2 separate regions of the Homo sapiens genome follow, and region 2 is linked to region 1. A link is a loop called in an ENCODE intact Hi-C map of the cell type or tissue named here. Cell type or tissue: Panc1. All regions are shown on one strand. Links, peaks and the distances in the headings refer to the core of each region. The heading gives the core; the rest is flanking DNA. Region 1 has its middle 17 kb from the start of MELK. Region 2 has its middle 50 kb from the start of RNF38.

Region 1 (2,808 bases), core at 274-2,773:
GAGTAGCTGGGACTACAAGCATGCACCACCATGCCTGGCTAATTTTCTTTTTTTTTTTTTTTTTGAGACAGAGCTCCGCTCTTGTTGCCCAGGCCGGGGTGCAATGGCACAGTCTCGGCTCACTGCAACTTCCTTCTCCCAGGTTTAAGTGATTCTCCTGCCTCAGCCTCAGAGACAGGGTTTCTCCCTGTTTGTCAGGCTGGTCTCGAATTCCCAACCTCAGGTGTTCCGCCAACCTCGGCCTGAACAGCTGGGATTACAGGCACACGCCACCACGACGGCTAATTTTGTCTTTTTAGTAGAGACAGGGTTTCTCTCTCTTGGTCAGGCTGGTCCCGACCTCAGGTGTTCCGCCCACCTCGGCCTCCCAAAGTGCTGGGATTACAGGAGTGAGCCACTGCACCTGGACACCTGGCTAACTTTTGTATTTTTAGTAGAGATGAGGTTTCACCATGTAGGCCAGGCTGGCCTTGAACTCCTGACCTCAAGCAATCCTCCTGCCTCAGTTCAGGATTACAGGCATGAGCCACAGTGCCCAGCCTCATTTTAAAAGTAGCTTTGCTCCTGGGCAACTTAGTGAGACCACATCTCTACCAAAAGAAAAAAGCAAAAAAAAAAAGACTAGCCAGGCGTGGTGGTGTGTGCCTGTGGTCCCCGCTACTCAAGAGGCTGAGATGGGAGAATAGCTTGAGCCCGAGAGATTGAGGCTGCAGTGAGCAATGATTGTGCCACTGCACTCCAGCCTGGGTGACTGTCTCTAAAAAATAATAATAATAGGCCAGGTGTGGTGACTCACGCCTGTAATCACAGCACTTTGGGAGGCCAAGGCGAGTGGATCTCCTGAGCTTAGGAGTTCGAGACCACCCAGGGCAACATGGTGAAACCTGGTCTCTACTAAAAATACAAAAAAAAAAAATTAACTGGGCATGGTGGTGGGTGCCTCTAGTCCCATCTCCTCGAGAGGCTGAGGCAGGAGAATCGCTTGAGTCCCAGAGGCGAAGGTTGCAGTGAGCCGAGATCACGCCACTGCACTCCAGCTTGGGCTACAGAGTGAGACTCCGTCTCAAAAACAATAATAACAAAAATAATAATAATAATAAAATAAAAGTAGCTTTGAAGTATCGTGTTTGAGAATCATGATGATTTATTGTAGGTTCAATGAAGAGGACAAGTCCTGCCGTCTGGGATCTCACAGCAGTGTTTTTTCCCTTTTACTACTCCTTGAACCTGCGGCTATGGCATGCTGCTACCACCCGGTGGCAGCAGACCCCAATCACGGGTTCCATTGTTAGGCGAGATGACTCCTTTACAAAGATTATGGACAGAAAGACAAGAAGACATGAGGCACCTCCTGATGGAATGCACAGCACTGTGTATTAGGTAGCCTTGTCAAAAAAATCAAACCTGAATCCAATTAAGGCTCTGGATCCATACCAATTTATAGGAAATACAAGAGAGAAAGGAACATGCTCAACAACATCAGGAGGATGTTGGCAGCAAAATCCACACTGGAAAACTCTACAGAACAAATACCTAGTTTCTTAAAAATAAATAAATAAATAAAAGTAAGGAAAAGAAAAAGCTGAAAGGAGAATCTTCAGGTTAAAAATGACTGAAGAGGCCGGGCATGGTGGCTCACGCCTGTAATCCCAGCACTTTGGGAGGCTGAGGCGAGCAGATCACGAGGTCAGGAGTTCGAGACCAGCCTAACCAACAAGGTGAAACCCTGTCTCTACTAAAAATAGCTGGGCATGGTGGTGCGAGCCTGTAATCCCAGCTACTCAGGAGGCTGAGGCAGGAGAATCACTTGAACCTGGGAGGCAAAGGTTTCAGTGAGCTGAGATGACACCACTGCACTGTAGCCTGGGTGACAGAGCAAGACTCCATCTCAAAAATATATAAATAAATAAAATAAAAAATGACTGAAGAGACATATTAACAAATCACAATAAAAAAGCATTCATGGGACAATCAGGGAAATGTGAATTGACTGGATACTGGATGATACTCAGAAATCACTGTTAGGGCAGGCGCGGTGGCTCCTGCCTGTAGTCCTAGCACTTTGGGAGACCAAGGCGGGCAGATCACAAGGTCAGGAGATCGAGACCATCCTGGCTAACACGGTAAAACCCCGTCTCTACTTAAAATACAAAAAATTAGCCAGGCGTGATGGCTGGCGCCTATAGTCCCAGCTACTCGGGAGGCTGAGGCAGGAGAACGGCGTGAACCCGTGAGGTGGAGGTTGCAGTGAGCCGAGATTGTGCCACTGCACTCCAGCCTGGGCGACAGAGCGAGACTCTGTCTCAAAAAATAAAAAAATAAATAAAAAATAAAAATAATAAAAAAAGAAGTCATTGTTAAACTTTTGAGGCGCTCCTGATGCTATTATGATTATATTTTTCAAAGGAAGCATTCTGAAGTTTTCAATGAGATATGTAATTAAATACACGTAAATCATAGAATGTCCAAGATTTACTTCAAAATCATCTGGGGCAGAGAATGGATAAGAAGATGGAAACAAAGCTGACCAGTAGTTAACAGTTATTAAAGCTGAGTTATGGTATTTGAAAATTATATCTTTGCTACTCAAAATGTCAGCAGACAACCAGCACGGATGTCACCTAAGAGCTTGTTAGAAATGCAGGGCCTGGCAGGGCACAGTGGCTCACGCCTATAATCCCAACACTTTCAGAGGCTGAGGCAGGAGGGTCACTTGAGCCCAGAAGTTCGAGACCAGCCTGGGCAACACGGCGAAACCCTGTCTCTACAAAAAATACAAAAATTAGGCCGGGTGCGGTGGCTCACACC
Region 2 (2,808 bases), core at 109-2,608, 110 kb after region 1:
CCCGGCTTCAAGCGATTCTCCTGTCTCAGCCTCCTGAGTAGCTGGGATTATAGATGCGTGCCACCACACCTGGCTAATCTTTTCTATTTTTAGTAGAGATGGGATTTCACCATGTTGGCCAGGCTGGTCTCAAACTCCTGACCTCAAGTGATCCTCCTGCCTCGGCCTCCCAAAGTGCTGGGATTACAGACATGAGCCACTGCGCCCGGCCAAAATACTGCAGTTTATTTGTTGAAGAAAGCCGCTTGTTTGTTCCATAACTTTTTAGTTTGAACTTTGCTGATTGCATTCCCAAGGTGCGTATTAACACAGTCCTCTGTGTTTTCTCTTTGCACTGCATTGGTTGCTAGAATTAGAGGTTCAGTCGTATTTAAGTATACTTTATTTGGAATTGGGGAATGCAAGACTACATCATAAGGGAGTTCTGTTCTGTCATTAGGAGACTCATATTGTCTGGTTATCTCACTTTTGTGATGATTGATTTTTGCCTCAACCTGTGGGGCTTGGCTGGAGTGCAATGGCACGATCTCGGCTTACCGCAACCTCCACCTCCTGGGTTCAAGTGATTCTCCTGCCTCAGCCTCCCAAGTAGCTGGGATTACAGGCATGAACCACCACGCCAGGCCATTTTTGTATTTTTAGTAGAGACGGGGTTTTAACATGTTGGCCAGGCTGTTCTCAAACTCCTGACCTCAGGTGATTCGCCCACCTCAGCCTCCCAAAGTGCTAGGATTACAGGCATGAGCCACTGCGCCTGGCTCTAGGTTAATTTTGAGAATTGAATAGGTATAGTGATGATTAAGTTAGGAAATACTCACCAAGTTCTATATTTTGAGCTTTTATTTGGTTTTAAAATTGTTCCCTGAAATTCTTTGTTTGCAGTTTGCATGAGTTTAGTTATTATAGATTTTAGAGGGAAATTAAAACATGTAGAAATTTATAGTTATGTACCTAGGTGGTTTTGGTGAGTGAAATTTTAACTTTTCTAATTCTTGGGAGAAAGTACTAGTGGTTCCCTGCCTTTCCTCCCAATTTAGGGCAGCCATGTTGCTCTCTTGCCACCTGGTGGCAGCATATTACAGTTTAAAAGTTATTAAGCCTTTTGAGAATATAATTATATAAAAAAAAAGTCAAGTGGGAGTGGGAAGTTACTGCTTACTGGGTACAGGGTTTTTGTTGGGGGCAACAAAAAAGTTTTGGAAATAGAGTGATGATGGTTGCACAACTAAGCTTTATAATTGGGTTTCGAAGAGTTAGGTTCATGCCACTGAATTTATGCTTAAAAATGGTTAAAATGGTGAAGTTTATGTATATTCTACCACAATAAAAAATACAAAAGAAAGGGATAGCCTTATGATAGTATATGATCGCATATAAATACATGAGGGAATTCAATAGTGCAGTTCCTGTGAACAGAGCGAATATGTTTGTCAATACTATGTATTTTATGGGGAGAAAGACCTAGACCAGCCTTTAAATCAGTGAGCTTCCAAAATTATATCAAATAGCAGAACTATGAAAAATAAAACATGATATTGGAACTCCTGAGTGAGAAGTCCACAAAGCTTCTTCCATCCAGTTGAGCAACTTCCCCTGCTTCTGCTTAATTGTAGGACCTGCAAATGTTTTTGTGTTTGTTGTTTACGAGATAAGGTCTAGGCTGGGAGCGGTGGCTCATGCCTGTAATCCCAGCACTTTGGGAGGCCGAGGTGGGCGGATCACAAGATTCGGAGATCGAGACCATCCTGGCTAACACGGTGAAACCCCGTCTCTATTAAAAATACAAAAAATTAGCCGGGCGTGTTGGCACGCGCCTGTAGTCCTATCTACTTGGGAGGCTGAGGCAGGAGAATTGCCTGAACCCAGGAGTCGGAGGTTGCAGTGAACCGAGATCGCGCCACTGCACTCCAGCCTGGGCGACAGAGTGATGCTCCATCTCAAAAAAAAAGGAAAAAAAAGAGAGAGATAGGGTCTCACTCTGTCACCCAGGCTGGAGTGCACTGGCACAATCACTGCTCATTTCAACCTCAGACTCCTGGGCTCAAGTGATCCTCCTGCCTCAGCCTCCCAAATATCTAGGATTATAGGTGTGTGCTACCATACCTGGCTGTTTATTTTATTTTTTGTAGAAATGAGGTCCTGCTGTGTTACTCAGGCTGGTCTCAAACACTTTGCCTTGATATCCTCCTGCCTAAGCCTCCCAAATGTTTTAAACCATGGCAAGTCTCTGAGTAGTTCTTGTGTAAATGGTGATACAGAAAAAATAATTCTACCAAAAAGCCATTATTAATAAGAGTTACAAGTATTTGTAGAGGAGATCTAGGTATCAGTTGTATGTTTTAACTGGTTTATAGTTTGGGTCTATTTCTTTCTTTCTTTCTTTCTTTTTTAATTTTTTTGAGACGGAGTCTCGCTTTGTCGCCCAGGCTGGAGTGCAGTGGCACAATCTTGGCTCACTGCAACCTCCACCTCGCTGGTTCAAGCAATTCCCTTGCCTCAGCCTCCCGAGTAGCTGGGATTGCAGGCGCCCAGCTAATTTTTTTGTATTTTTAATAGAGACAGGGTTTCACCATGTTGGCCAGACTGGTCTCAAACTCCTGACCTCAGGCAGTCCGCCCGCCTCTGTCTCCCAAAGTGCTGAGATTACAGGCTGAGCCACCGCGCCCGGCCCATTTGGGTCTGTTTCAACCTGAGATAATATATTTAGAACTTATCTGGGGGTGGGGCAGGCAATTTCTGAAGAACTTTGAATTTCAGAGCTGGAAGGCACTTTACATTATCTAGTTCTGCCTCTTCATTTTAAAGGTG

The links. Hi-C counts contacts between places; a loop is a spot of excess contacts. Peaks named below come from ENCODE experiments on the same cell type or tissue, not always from the same donor. Only the 100,000 strongest peaks of a DNase experiment are listed, where the experiment ranks them.
Region 2: it touches region 1 in a loop (3-fold over the local background); 30 of 110 quality-filtered maps call a loop at or near these places.

Annotation. Positions count from the first base shown.
Region 1 is chr9:36,554,465-36,557,272 of GRCh38, reverse strand. No RefSeq gene overlaps it. Among named protein-coding and RNA genes, the nearest start is that of MELK, 17 kb to the left of the region's middle. In Panc1, for the core only: no CTCF peak of the experiment used is centred there; a DNase peak (open chromatin) is centred at 1,289.
Region 2 is chr9:36,448,585-36,451,392 of GRCh38, reverse strand. It overlaps a transcript of RNF38 not described here. Among named protein-coding and RNA genes, the nearest start is that of RNF38, 50 kb to the right of the region's middle. In Panc1, for the core only: no CTCF peak of the experiment used is centred there; a DNase peak (open chromatin) is centred at 1,072.